Linked DNA regions of Mus musculus: all the other regions are linked to region 3. The links are chromatin contacts, found by Hi-C or POLR2A ChIA-PET in ENCODE. All regions are on one chromosome and are shown on one strand. Each heading gives the region's core, a stretch centred on a gene start or an enhancer-like site at or near the end of the contact. The rest is flanking DNA. Distances are from core to core; before and after follow the strand shown. Region 1 holds the start of Rab11b (RAB11B, member RAS oncogene family). Region 2 holds the start of Angptl4 (angiopoietin-like 4). Region 3 holds the start of Marchf2 (membrane associated ring-CH-type finger 2). Region 4 holds the start of Hnrnpm (heterogeneous nuclear ribonucleoprotein M).

What was found. A loop is a pair of places that touch in the nucleus more often than their neighbours do. ChIA-PET counts read pairs that join two places held with the same protein, here RNA polymerase II (POLR2A).
Region 1: a loop to region 3 is called in a map of left cerebral cortex, with 4 times the contacts of the local background. The contact joins the promoter of Rab11b here to the promoter of Marchf2 in region 3. A Hi-C loop is called at or near these places in 3 of 37 maps with a recorded cell type or tissue (gastrocnemius, heart and left cerebral cortex). POLR2A ChIA-PET finds 5 or more read pairs at or near these places in 4 of 5 experiments (Patski and embryonic stem cell).
Region 2: POLR2A ChIA-PET joins it to region 3 with 10 read pairs in Patski. The contact joins the promoter of Angptl4 here to the promoter of Marchf2 in region 3. POLR2A ChIA-PET finds 5 or more read pairs at or near these places in 3 of 5 experiments (Patski and embryonic stem cell).
Region 4: a loop to region 3 is called in a map of heart, with 3 times the contacts of the local background. The contact joins the promoter of Hnrnpm here to the promoter of Marchf2 in region 3. A Hi-C loop is called at or near these places in 4 of 37 maps with a recorded cell type or tissue (all heart). POLR2A ChIA-PET finds 5 or more read pairs at or near these places in 4 of 5 experiments (Patski and embryonic stem cell).

Annotation. Positions count from the first base shown.
Region 1 is chr17:33,758,676-33,762,058 of GRCm38, forward strand. It overlaps Rab11b (RAB11B, member RAS oncogene family), which reads right to left and starts at 1,811. Exons shown (of 5, transcript NM_008997.3): 1 at 1,548-1,811. The coding sequence starts at 1,587. Gm17251 (a long non-coding RNA gene) reads left to right here and starts at 1,183. Exons shown (of 2, transcript XR_003952408.1): 1 at 1,183-1,912; 2 at 2,867-3,192.
Region 2 is chr17:33,780,085-33,783,658 of GRCm38, forward strand. It overlaps Angptl4 (angiopoietin-like 4), which reads right to left and starts at 1,491. Exons shown (of 7, transcript NM_020581.2): 1 at 979-1,491; 2 at 699-809; 3 at 446-563. The coding sequence starts at 1,308.
Region 3 is chr17:33,717,351-33,720,937 of GRCm38, forward strand. It overlaps Marchf2 (membrane associated ring-CH-type finger 2), which reads right to left and starts at 1,327. Exons shown (of 5, transcript NM_001252480.1): 1 at 1,196-1,327.
Region 4 is chr17:33,683,069-33,686,851 of GRCm38, forward strand. Hnrnpm (heterogeneous nuclear ribonucleoprotein M) reads right to left here and starts at 2,390. Exons shown (of 16, transcript NM_029804.3): 1 at 2,199-2,390. The coding sequence starts at 2,311. It also overlaps a transcript of Marchf2 not described here.

The sequences.
Region 1 (3,383 bases), core at 561-3,060, 42 kb after region 3:
GTCTCTGCTTCCTGAAGCTGGGATTAAAGGTGTGTGACACCACACTCTGCTAAATTACACGATTTTTTTTCAGTTTATCTCTATATGTGATGTGGAGTACCTGTGACGGGCAGAAGACAATTTGCAGACTCTCTTCCACCATGAAGGTCCCAAGATTGAACTCAGGTCATCAGGCCTGGCAGTGTACACAAATACCTACGCTACCTCACCATCCCAGATTGGCTCTGAACTGCAAAGAAATCCTGTCTTAAGTCAGGGTTTCTATTCCTGCACAAACATCATGACCAAGAAGCAAGCTGGGGAGGAAAGAGTTTGTTCGGCTTACACTTCCATACTGCTGTTCATCACCCAAGGAAGTCAGGACTGGAACTCAAGCAGGTCAGAAAGCAGGAGCTGGTGCAGAGGCCATGGAGGGATGTTCTTTACTGGCTTGCTTTCCCCTGGCTTGCTCAGCCTGCTCTCTGATAAAACCCAAGGCTGCCAGCCCAGAGATGGTCCTACTTACAAGGGGCCTTTCCTCCTTGATCACTAATTGAGAAAATGTCTTACGGTTGGATCTTATGGAGGCATTTCCTCAACTGAAGCTCCTTTCTCTGTGGTAACTCCAGCTGTGTCAAGTTGACACAAAACTAGCCAGTACATCCTCCTACCTCCAACTCTGAGTACTGGGATTGCAGGTGTGCACCACTACTGGCCTGTTTCCTGGATAATATGGGCTGTATAAACTAATAAGGAGGAGTAAAAGGGACCATTATTAAAAAGTTTCAGAATAGTACAGGTACTGCATTTAACGTTGTCCATGTGTGGTTTTTCTTTTTTTCCTTTGAGAAAGGGTTCCAGTAATCCAGCCTGGCCTCTGCACTTTTGATCTTCCTACCTCTGCCTCCCAAGTGTTGCGACTACAGGCCTGCACCATCACCAAGGCGGTGTTAGTGATAAAATCCAGGGCTTTGAGCATGCTGCTGCTAGGAATGCTACCAACTGAATCACTTCTCCATGAATATCAAGAGTTTGAACTAGTCGACAGACAGGCCCCAATCTACCCAATTCCAAAGCACCATAATATAGGGTTCCTGCACATGATCCAGGCTCCACTCCAAGGTAGGCCCCGGGTGTGTCAGTCAGTCCTAGAAGGCTCACACCAATCAGGCTTTGTGGGCACGCCCACAACCTTCTCCTTCGCCTTAACACCAGCTACAATCCTGCTTTCAACGCAGTCCGCCCGCCAAACCCAGGAAAGCCCCGCCCCTCGGGACGCCCCGCCCCAACGGCCTCTCCTACCACCTCGGGCCCCACCCCCCCAAGGCCCCGGCCCCGCCCCGGCGCATCCGGGGTCCGTAGGCCTCGCCGAGCCTCCCTTTCCTCACCACTGCGTACTAGGGCCCGAAGCCTAGCGAACTCCACTTGCCCCGGCTTCCTCCGACTCCCAGCCCGGATAGGCCCCGTTGAAGTCCGGGCCTCCACCCTGAGCTCTCTGTTCCTGTAGCACGGCTTCGGCCCTCCAGTCGCTACCGCCACCTCGCCTGTCTGTACCCCACAAGGCGCACCTTTGAATAGGTAATCGTACTCGTCGTCCCGGGTCCCCATTGTCCTGGCGCTTCCGGCGGGATCGGCGACTCCGCAGCCCCACCACAAACACCCGTCGGGGGCGGAACCGGCGCCGCGTAGAGCGGCGGTCTAAAGGCCAGTCAACGGTGAAAGCGGTAGTGACAGGCACCTGGACAAGCCAATCAGGCTGAGAAACCGAGCTCGGGGGGTAGGAGCCTCCTGGGATCCACCCTTCTAGCCCTCGGTCTCCCGGAGAAAGGCGGAAGGAATGCGGACCTTTTTGAAATGACAGATTCAGCAGCCTATCAAAAGCAGATGGGGGAAGGCGGGACGGAACACTTGAACAATGAAGTGGATTGACAGAGTGCGTAACCAATGAGAGACTGAACTCAGACTGGGCCTTCCAGCGAACCTGTAGGGGAAGGGAAATTGAGCTACCTCTAGGTGACGTTACGGACTTTAACGTCCTGATGACATCATAGATCAGTGGGTCTCCTCCGACCTCTTATTCTAGCCCCATAAATGACCATTTCCGGGCGTATGTTCGTTGATTGGGGGTGCCTTCTCTGGGTTGCAGTTCCCCAGTTCTTTGTTTAAATACAAAGCTTATGTCAGTACCTCCAAAACAAATGGGGATCCTAGGCTTTTTTATTTGTTCCTCTTCTCAAAAAGTTCTCTTGTTTTCTGCTTTCACCATTACTCATATTTTTTCTTTTCTTTTTTTAAGACAGGTTTTTCACTATGAAACCCTAGCTAGACTGGAATTGGTGATATGGATCAGACTATACCTGTCTGATTTTCTTTTTTCTTTATTGTTTTTTTTTTTTTTTTTTTTTTTTTTTTTTGTGACAGGGTCGCACCATGTAGCCCTGGCCATCTGGAACTTGCCCTGTATAGACCAGGCTGGCCTTGAACACAGAGAGCTGCCTGTCTCTGCCTCCCAAGTGCTGGGATTAGAGGCATTGGCCACCACCACCCAGCTTGATTTTGTTTGTTTGCTTGTTTGTTTGTTTGTTTGTTTGTTTGTTGAGACGAGGCCTCAAGTTACCCTGACTAGCTTCATATTGAAGAGGGAGTAGAGATAGAGAAAGGGAGAGAGAGTGGCAAGGAGGGGGGTGGAGAGAGAAGAGGAGAGGCCGGCCAGGGAGAAGGGGCAGAGTGTAGGATAAGAGAGGAGGGGGGCAAACAGCCCCTTTTCTAGTGAGTTAGTCATACCTAGCTATTGCCAGGTAACTGGGAGCCTAGAAGGAATGATAACAATACATATTTACTTTGAACTAACTTCTTTTTTTCTTGTTCTGTTTTATTTGGAGCACAGGGTCTCCCTGCCTAGAACCTGATATTTAACACTGAGAGATCCACCTGGCTCTGCGCCGCTAAACACGCCACCTCGTGCTAGCCAACTTTGAACTTATGATTCTCTTGTACACTGGTAACTTGGAAGTTACCTCTCGGGGGCTGGAGAGATGGCTCAGTGGTTAAGAGACTGACTGCTCTTCCAGAGGTCCTGAGTTCAATTCCAAGCACATGGTGGCTCACAACCATCTGTAATGGGATCTGATGCCCTCTTCTGGTTTGTCTGAAGACAGATACAGTGTACTCGTCACATATATAAAATAAATAAATAAAATCTTTTTTTAAAAATTTACCTCTCTGATTTCATTTTCTTTCTCTGCTTGTGTATTCCTGAGATTATGTGGCTCATTTGGGCCATGAAGTCTTTGTTTAACAGATATTAAGAGATTGGGAGAATAGTAAGGAACAGCAATGCAGCTTAATTTTATTTATGTGTATGTGTGTTATGTTTGCATGTTGTGCACTATGTGTTTGCAGTG
Region 2 (3,574 bases), core at 241-2,740, 63 kb after region 3:
TGTGCTTACTCTGGTTTTCCCTTTTATAGTTACATCAAGAGATGTTGGAGGGTTCCAAACCTCGGGAACGCACACACATCCACACACAGCCCTGGATTCCTTTGCATGATGTCCCTGAGCTACACCACCATCTCCCAGAACCCCTGAAACTTTAGCTCCTTATGATCTGCCTTCCTCTACTTGTTCTGGTTAACGGCTAATAAGATTTTGGGAAGATTCTTGCTGGGAAAGAATGGTGGGGTGGTCTGGCCAAGCAGGATCATAAGTGAAGAGGGTGCAATATATAAAAATACCCTTGATGAGAGCCTAGTGAGCCCACAGGAACCCAAGGCCAGAATCTCTTTCTTTCCTATTAAGGTGGACCTGACAAGAAGGCTAAGGATTGGAATGGCAAGTGGGGTGGTTGGGGAGTTGCCAGATGACAGCAAAGACCAGAGATACTCACTGTGTAAGTGGGTGGCGTTGGGAGTCAAGCCAATGAGCTGGGTCATCTTGGGAAGCCTCTTTCCCCTCGAAGTCTTGTCTACTCCATTGTCTAGGTGCGTGGGGGCCAAGAGGTCTATCTAAGACCGGGCAGGAAACGGGTGGTTAGATCTTTTGACTCATGCCATAACAACTGCTTAGCCACATTTCATCACTACATTTCACCCCCACTTTGTTTCCTCTTTCCCATTTGGGCCAATTGCTGGGGTAATTACCTGGCTCTGAAGATTCTGTATTCTCAGATTCTGCTTTGATAGGTATCTCTGCTGCTGGGCCACCTTCTGGAACAATTGCTGGATCTTGCTGTTTTGAGCCTTGAGCTGAGTCTGAAGATATGCAAGGCTAGTGAAGACCTGGCTTTATGTCGGCAACCTCCTCTTATTCACCCTCCCTTCTACCCTTTCACAGTCTGCTCTGAGGCCCTTCTCCACCCAGGTCCTGGAGTACTAGACTCGTTAGTCTAAGTAGAGTCAGAGTCCTAGTAGATGCGCCTACCTGCAAACTCTGCAGAGTCTCAGGAGTCTGGCCTTCAGGGACTCTATCCTCGGAGTCTTTGAAGGGTGCATCTTTTCCCTTGGGCCCCTGACAAGCGTTACCACAGGCAGCCATGCGGCGCTCCAGCGCGCCCAGCTGCCCACGGGTGCGCTCCACGTGTTCGCGCAGCCCATGGCCGAGCTGTAGCAGCCCGTGAGCCAGCAAGTTCATCTCGTCCCAGGATGCAAAGCGCGGTGGCTCTGGCTGTGCAGGGCGCCCTTGCGCGCTCAAAAGCCCCGCAGTAGCCGCGCATAGCACCAGGGCAGCGCCTGCTGTCGGAGCGCAGCGCATGATTCTGGGGGTGGCCTTGGGTGCAGCAACGCTAGGACTCCGGAACGCAGGAGTTCAAGACCCAGCAGCTGGAGTTCTGGGGGAGCCGGCTCAGACTTAGACTTGCTCTGGTGCAGAAGAAGATCTGGAGCCCGTAGCTCATAAGCGTTTCACGGTTGCACCTAAAGCCCCACTTTATAAAGCGGGTGTGGGAGTGGGAGGGAGAGCATTGGAGGCGGGGCCCGGGGGCGGAGCGAGTGGCCAAGTTTTAGGGTGCAATGCCACAGGCTTTGTAGTTACGAGTGTGTGTGTGTGGCGTGTGTGTGTGTGTGTGTGTGTGTGTGTGTGTGTGTGTGTATGAAGAGTTCTTGGGGATGGCTGCTTCGCCTTCCTTGCGACCTAATAAGCGACGTGACTGTCTGTGCACTGCATGGTTCATCCTAAGGCCGGAAATTCCCAGCCCTAGCCCGCATCCCAGCCCGGTTCAATGGAGGAAAGGGCGTACAAATCAGGACGTAGATGCCTTCTTTTTTTTTTTTCCCCTTCCCGCTACGTGGATGCCTTCTTGACTGACCCCTTCTCAAGTCAAAAGCAAAGTAGGGCAGAGTTACGTGGCAGAAAGTTCTCTCCCTGGTAGGCTGAGTTCAGATGGCAAGTGGGGGATTACAGAACCTTGCTCTCTGCCTCTTAGAGGCTTCCTGAGATCTTTAATCCACAGACCAGGCGGAACCCCTGCCCCCACTCTCACTTCCACCACCTTTCTGGCTCCCACGCTCTTTCCAGCTCAAGCATTCGTCATTGCAGATGTGTTTGTGAGGATCACTAACACCCTTGTTCAATTAGTCACCTCTTCCTGGCCAAATAGTCAATAGCTGGGATTTCTGTCTACATTGTAGAGATTGCAACCCTAGGCTTCCTCCTGTTGCCTGTCCTCCACCACCAGGGGTCTTGGTGTCCAGGAATTTACCTGCGTTAAAGGAGGATCAGTGTCTGAGGACAGACCTGTCATCCCAGCTCTTGGGGCATGGAGCAGAAGAGTGTGGAATTCATCTTGAGCTACACAAGTGAGTTTAAGAGAGCCTGGGCTACTCTGAGCCAGGTCTCCAAACAACAACAGCAACAACAAAACTGGTGGCACGCACCTGTAAACCCATCACGCAGGACACAGGGGAATAGTACAAGCTACAAGCTAGCCTGCTCTACATAGTAAGTTACAGACCAGTCAACGCTGAAACAGCAAGACCTTGTTTCAAAACAAAACAAAAACAATTCATAGTTATGCATACTTTAACTCCCAGCACTGCAGAGCAAGAAGCAATTGGAGGAAGCTCTGTGAGTTTGAGGTCAGCCTGGTCTACATAGTGAAGTTCCAGGCCATCCAGGAAGAAGACCTTGTCACAAAACAACAACAACAACAACTAAAAAAGCCAGGAGGAACTGGAAATCTATCTTACCAGTTAAGAGCATTTACATCTTTTGCAGGGGATCTAAGTCCAACAGCTCACAGTCACCTATAATTCCAGCTCCAGGAGCTATGGTGACTTTGACCTCCTCAGGCACTCACACACATGCACACAATTTAAAACAGTCATTTAAACATTTAAAAAGCAGGCTGGAGAGATGGTTCAGCAGTTAAGAGTACTGACTGCTCTTCCAAAGGTCCTGAGTTAATTCCCAGCAACCACATGGTGGCTTACAACCATCTGTAATAGGATCTGATACCCTCTTCCGGTGTGTCTGAAGACAGCTACAATGTACTCATATAAATAAAATAAATACATCTTTTTTAAAAAAAATTTAAAAAGCAAACAATCTAGAGAACATCAGCAAAGATTTCCCTTCCACACCCATCCATTCATTCACTCATTCCATACAGCCTAGATCCTGTACTGAGTTTTTTAGTTTGTGTATAAATCCTACCTTTGAGCAGGGGAGAGGGACAAGGCAGAGACAAAAGAGGACTGGGGTGGGGCAGACAGCTTTCCTTGTTTATGCTGCCTGGTTAAGTTTTTATTCAACAAGTTTGCATTGGTGTTCCTTTTTCTGACAGTTCCCCTGAAGCCTGGCACAGAAAACCTGTCTGACAAGAAGACCCTTAGGGCAAATTGACTGAAAAACCCCCAAGTTGAGTCAGCAGGGCTGGGAGCCAGCAGCAAACCTCTGGAATCTGAAACTGCATGCCTCAAGGCTGACATGCAGGCCACTGCTTGTACACTTGACCAGCTGGGCCTTTTGCCAGGCTGATCCCAGCAGCAGTGACAGGCAGACAGGAAGAGTAGGCAGAAAA
Region 3 (3,587 bases), core at 77-2,576:
ATGCTCCATGCCCTAGGCACTTTATTCTGCCTCTGTCACTGATACTGTATGTCTTGATTCAAGTTAATTTGCTTTTCTGGGCCTCATCCATCTCTTTCTTACTTTAGGGTGTGTGTGTGTGTGTGTGTGTGTGTGTGTTGTTTTTCTTGGCAGTACTGAGATAAAACAAGGGCCTAGTGCATGCTAGGCAAGTACTGAGCTAGACCCCCAGTCCAGAAACTAAGTTCTAATCCCAGAAGCTCTACTTCCTATTTGCTGTATGGCCTTGGGCAACAGCTTTAACTTCCCTGAACTTCAATTTACTCATTTAGATGAAAGGAATTACTTTTAATACTTCTACCTAGTATGTTTCCCACTAACCACATTAATTCTGACTACAGAGTTTTTTTAAAAGTGTTTTCCCCAGGCATGGTGGCGCACACCTTTAATCCTGGCACTCGGGAGGCAGAGGCAGGCGGATTTCTGAGTTCGAGGCTAGCCTGGTCTACAAAGTGAGTTCCAGGACAGCCAGGGCTATACAGAGAAACCCTGTCTCGAAAAACAAAACAAAACAAAAAAAGTGTTTTCAATTATATTTATTTTGCTTGTATTTTTGCATATGTATGTGGTGTATATTCATGCAAGGGTGTGTCTATGGAGTCCAAATGACAACTTTCTGTTGTCAGTTTTTCTTTCACCATATGAGACCTCAAGACTGAACTCAGACAACAAGCACCTTGACCAGCTGAGCTATCTTGGCAGTCCCTGACTACTGTTTGAAAAACAACATTTTCAGTACAGTGCACTGAGTAGCTTTTTGTGAAGCGCCCCAACTCTTTATAATGTTAATAATCACCCAAACAGAACCGTTATGAAGAGGGTTTCAGAGTGACATTAGTCACTTATTGACCTCCTACTGTATGCCAGGCGCTTTTCTCATCAGCCATTTCCTAAATCATGTTGGCTCCGAGATGACCCACTTTTCCTAGATGGGGAAACCGAGGCTCACAGAGGTTTCTCCTGCGTGGCGAGGCTCGGAGACCTCTCACCAACCTTGAAATGATAATTGAGGTGCCTGCGTCCTGAGCAGGGCTAAGTAAGGCCAAGGGTAGCGCCCTATCTGTCCCGCTCGAGTACTCAGCCGGAGGCTCGAACCCGGAACCTGGGAAACCTGCCTACATACTCGGGTCAGGCCCATTCGCTGTTCCGTGCCTACCTGTTCCGCGGCCGGGCCGGGCGACCGCGCAGGCCCCTCGGTTCTCCCTGGCCCGGGTCCCGGCCCGGCCCGGCCCGTCAGCAGCGGCTTGCTCCGGCTCCGGCGAGCACCTGCGTCCGGGCACCGCCCGCCGAGCAGACAGCACGGCGAACCAATGAAGACTGCCTCTGAGTATCATCTGCCAATCAGCATACACGCCCCGCCCAAGAAGGTGGGGCCTTCAAAATACGGGACGTCCTGGGCGGTCCAGGCCCCGCGGCGCCGCAGCTTCTGACTCCGCCCCTGCTGCGTTCTGGCTCCACCCCCAAAATGGACCCCGCCTCATCCCAGCTCCTCCCCCATCCCAATCTCTGGCTGTAGACTTGCTGCCAGAGCCTGGAGCAGAACAAAGGCGAGCTTAAGTAAACAACTTCACACTTGCCAAATAACTTCTTTCCGCCTTCTTCTCCGCTCCCCCCGGCCCCCGTTTGTTTGTTTGTTTGTTTGTTTGTTTGTTTGTTTGTTGTGTTTTTTAAAGACAGTTTTAATGTAGATCAGGCTAACCTCGTACTCACTCTGTAGCCAAGGATAACCTCTCTGATCCTCTGGCCTCCACCTTCCCAGTTCTATCGGGAGCTAGAATGGAATGAAGTTTTTCTTCCGTGCTAGGCACAAACAGTGTGAACTGAGCTACATTTTTATCACACTTACCAATCCTAGGGTGGCTATGATCACATTTTGCAGAAGGAAATCCGCCCAAAGGGGTTAGAGTTCTGTGGAGGAAACTAAAGCCATCATCATTTACTCATCAATTATTCAAGCAAGACATACATTCAAAAAATGGAGCAACAGATGGTAGAAAGAGCTGTTGAGATAGATCAGCGGGCAAGAGCTCTTGCATGGCAAACATGAGGATCTGAGTTAAAATCCCCAGCATCCACATAAAAGAGCTGAATAGGGCCTCGAACTCCTGTAACCTCAGTGCTGTAGATGGTGTAAACAGGAAGATGGCTGGGGTTTGCTGTCTGCCAATCTAGCACTGGTTTCAGTGAGAGAACACTTAGCAGTACTTGCCTAGCATACACAAAGCCCTGGGCTTGGTCATACATGCCTATAATCCCAGCACCCAGGAAGTTCAAGGTCACCCTCAACTACACAGAAAGCAAGGCCAACCATATGAAGGAAAACCAAAAAGATCAAAATTCTGTAGGAAGCATTATTATGGTCCAGGCATGTGCAAGACCCTGGGGACACATTAACTAATATAAATATTGTGAGACAAACATTAGCGGTTTTTAATCATTGTGTTTGCTTATTTGTTAGAGACAGGTCTTACTGTGTAGCCCAGGTCCTGCCTCACCCTCACAAGCGTAAGATTATAGGCATATGCCACCACAGCCCCACGTTATTAGTATGAATTATTATTCTTACAATGCCTGTGATGGAGCCAGCAGCCTGATACATTAGGTAGGTGCTCCACCACTGAGCCACACCTTAAGCTTCATGGTGGTGGTGGTGGTTATGGTGATGCTGATTTGGTTTGGTTTGGGTTGGGTTTTTGATAGAGGGTTTCCTAAAGCCCAGTGTGGCTTTGAAGTGGATATACAGACAAGGATGACCTGGAAATCCCGCTTCCAAGTTCTAAGTGTGGGCATGCCTGGCATGAGTCACCACGCCCGGCTTTAGTAACATTTTTTTTAATTTGCCCACAGAATATGAACATATAAGAAACAATGTAGAATCACTTTTGTTCAGTTCCAACAGCAACAGTAAAAAGAAGTTTAAAAAGTTAGATGTGCTGGCACAGGCCTTGAAGACCAGCCGTCAGAGACAGAAACAGGCAAATCTCTATGAATTGTAGATTCTGTGAGGTAGGCCAGCCTACTTGACACAGCCATAGTGAGACCTCCTGTCAGCAGAAAAAGAAAAAAAAAAAGCATAAAACTCAGAAATTATAAATCAGGAGTATTTCGCTCACCCATGCCTCGTAACTATCATAACAAAAATTACTATTGAAGACACTGAGACTTGACAAAAATGTTTATTCAAGGACATTTGCTGAACAATTTTTGCACTTTCTCAGACTGATATCACTCTTGTTATTGTTCACCATCTCCAAGGATATCTCCTTCTCATTTCACTCTTACAGTATTCCCCTTGCCTCTACCTCTCCGAAATGTACTTAGTCTGCAGTGGTACACATCTTGCCATCTTGTAGCTCTCCATTATCTGTCTTTCTTTATTTTTGCTTTGTTGTTCTTAGCTGAGACAGGATCTCAGGTATCCTAGGCTGGCCTCCAATTTGTTGTGTAGCCAAAGAGGGTTGCTCTTGCCTTTATCTCCTGAGGGCTGGGATGGCAGGTCTCCATCGCCACTCTGGAACCCCTGGCTTTATGCATGCTACGCAAGCACT
Region 4 (3,783 bases), core at 1,140-3,639, 33 kb before region 3:
TTAAAAATGCAATCTTTCATATAGAAAGGCTCTAGCGGCATTGCATTCTATATATAGGAAATAATTTTTTGCCCCTGCAACAGGGTTTCTTTGTGTAGCCCTGGTTGTCCTGGGCTCTGTAGACCAAGCTGGCCTTGAACTCAGATAATCACCTGCCTCTGCCTCCCAAGTGCTGTGATTAAAGGCATGCATTACCACTCTGGACAGAAATTAACTTCCTTAAAGCTTTTTAAATAAGGCCCTCTGAAATCCTAGAAAGTGAACCAGACGTGGTAGTACACACCTGTAATTCCAGCAACTGGGTGGAGGTGACAGAAGCAGAGGCGTTGTTCTGAATTCAAAGCCATCACAGTCTACACTGTAGACTCTACAGTTTGCCCAGGCATCTAACTCAAAAACTGAAAACAACAAAGACTAGAAGAGGGAATCTGATCCTACAAGGCATCTCTATGACAAAAGCTGAAAAATCTGAACATGAGACTAACTAAAGGTGCTCAAGTGTAGCTCAGAGGTAAGAGTGCTTGTCTAGCATCCTCAAGACCCCGAGTTCCCAAGAGGATGGAAGGGAAAGTTAAAAATGAGCACACTCCTAAGCTGAGCCTTTCTGGTAGTAAAGAGAGGCCTCTTTATCCTTTTAGTACTATGGGGTGAACCCCAGGACCTTGTGCATCTTGAGTAACTACTCTATTAATGGGCTATAATCTACACACTCATACACGACAGGCAAGTACTTATGTAGCTTAGGCAAATCTTGAGCCGAATCAGCTCTGGAACTCACGCAGCCTCTCCAGTGCTGAATAACACACAAGAACCAGTTAACCAATGGTGTTTTACTTCTCCCTAACTAAGATAAAAGATATGAAATTTCCTCCAGTAACAAAATAGCCATTACTTGGTAAATGCTTCACTAACAAGTGTTTTAAGTACTCTCAACTCCCAGAGTCCTAAAACTTCCCACCTTATACATTTGATGGAAAACAAAAATTCAGAGACATGGGCTGCTGATTTTAGAACCAAAATGTTTCTCCAGACCTCCTCAAGCTGATATATTAGTATATCAGTATGAGGAGAGTTTCACAGGAGCAGAATCTTATGGTTTCCTCCTTGAAGAAAACTTTTTAGGGCTCAGAAAGACCACCCTGTGGTCTGATATTAGGAATCGAATCTAGGGACTTTGGAGTGCCAGGTTATTGCTATGTTTTCATCCCTCTTTTTGAGAGTTAGGGTCTAGCTCAATTTCCCAATGACTAAATGGCAACCTAGACTGAACTCACTCTATATAGTCTGGCCACACTTTGCACTCTGGATCCTGCAGCTTCCCACTCCTCCCAAAAGGCTGGGACTCCTCAGGCCATGCTAGGACACTTATAATAACGAATCAAGGTCCCTAGACAGATCTCCAAGCAGGATTCCAAAAAAGGGATGATGACGTCTGTCTATTTTAATTTCTGAAACCCCGAAGTGGTGCCTCTACCCGAACACTTTAGGTCTGTTGCTAAGGATGAACACTGAGCAAGCAAAGACCATTTCTCCCATTGGTACCAACTGCACTTTAGGAAGTAGGACTATAAAGAGGGGAAAGAACTCCAGCCCAGGAGCCCGGGTCCGGGGCCATTCTAATGGAAGAAGCACTTCTTGCAGAATGAGGGTAACACCGGTGTCTCGGAACCCCGCAACAAGAGTCATGTCGACACCTTCCGGGTCGCGCCGCCGACCGTACACGTGACACCTCGCACGCGCAAGCCTCCCGCCCCTAACTTCTCAGATCTGAGAAACTGAGACAGAATACTTCCACTACTATGGATTGTATGCTGAAGGGTTGAAACTACACAGTCTTAATGGTTCAACCCTCGAGACCCCAGTGAGAGGTGCTGCGGGCCCTGATCTCCCGCAGCCCGCGCGCCATCACTGCTCTGAGAATAAAATACCAGGCCACAGGCCTGAGGCCTCGACGACGCGCTCAGACAGCCAGGAGGCTGAGGCAGCGGAGGCAAGCGCTGTCGGCAGGGGGCGATCCATTAGGCTCTCCTGGCTTCGTCGTCGTCACAGCCTTGGCCGCCCCCAACTCTCGGCAGGGAAAAGGCCTGCGCAGACGCCGCGCCGCCGTGGGAGAAGAGAAAGCGGCCCACAGACCTAACGGAGCTGCGAAGTAACCTGGCTGGAGTTAGAGAAGGATCAATTGCTGTTAGACTACTCACCCCTTCGGGCCCGGAGCTCCGTTGCCGCTCGGCACGCAGGGCGCGCCGCTCTCTTCCTCCATTTTGGGTTCTGTCGCCGCCACTTCGGCTGCCGCTTCGACCCCTGCCGCCATTTTCTCCGCGTCTGGGCTTTGTGTGAGGGAGCGGGCTCTGTCGAGCTGCGCCTGCGCGCTCACGTGACCCCGAACGACCAGTAACGCCTCCTTGTGCGGCGACCGGCTCCCGCTTCCTGCTCGCCTCGGGTCACGCCCCCTGGACGTCAGGCCACGCCTCCTCCAGTGGCAGGCCTCACTTCCCGATGTCCGCAGATACAGTTGGGTTGTGGGACAGGGGGAGAGATATGTGTCGCTCATTCGAACTTACAATACGAGCGCACATACGGACCTAGTCGGTCCAGCTTACTTTATATTTTTCCGTTTTGTTTTACTCATTAGCTTTCTTTTTTGAGGCAGGGTCTCACTATGTAGCCCTCCAGCCTCTCCCTACCTACCAAGTGCAGGAAATAAAGGCAAGCACCACCACGCCTGGCCTTTTCTTTCTTTTTCTTTTTTCAGCAACTTCATATATGTATATCATGTATTTTGCGCTTGCTTGGGGTTTTGCTGTTGTTGTTGAGACAGTTTCTAGCCAATACTGGCCTTGAATGTCTGAGCTGCCGCCTACACCTCTTGAGTGCTAGAATGATAGGCCAGAGGAACCAGGCTAATCAGTGCTAGGAATTGAACCCAGTGATTTGAACATGCTAGCAGTCTATCAACTTCAATCCCTGACCCTATACTGTTCTTTTATCATATTCACCTACCATTGCCCTTTTATTTCCCGCATTTCCACTGTACCTTCTTTCCAACAAGTTCCTCCATGTACCTCCTTGTCTTTGTTTTATGACCTACTGAGTTGGGTTTGCTTGCAAGAGCATAGATTAGGGGTTGATTTATTGGGGCAACTAAATAGGTGGCTACAACACTGAGGAAAATGACACCTCTTTCCTCCAGCATCTACTACCAATAGATCTTCAGGGAAGGGTGAAGCCTCCCAAGGCTCCCCCACCCCAACATGATGAGGTTCTATCTTGTGCAAGTAACCACAACTGCTTTGACAATGTCCGTGGCATGTCAAGGAGAGATCAGCTTTCCTTAAATGGAGAAAAAATATAAAAATTATGTTGGCAGGAATTATTTTTATTGGGGGGGGGATGGAGGGGGAATGATTGAATACAGGCTTTGAGCATGCCATGGCTGGCATGTGGGAATTGATTTTCTCTTTCCAGTAATCAAATTTAGGTTGTCAAACTTGGCAGCAAACATCTTTACCCACTAAGACAGAGCCAACCCTGCATGCAGAATTCTTGACAGGTTAATATCAAACTAAAACTCTCCATGTAATTCAAAGCATTAGAAGAGATGTATAACAGAAACCTCCCTCCCACCCTTTTCCGACTCCTCTTTTCCCCTTCTTTCCCCTCCCTCCCTCCTATTCTATCTCTCCTTACGGCACCACCCTGACACCATTTCCTGGGACCCTACATTCCAAAGTTATGATGAGAAATAGGTACCAAGCTTGGTAGGCCAGAAGAGTGAAGATGCTT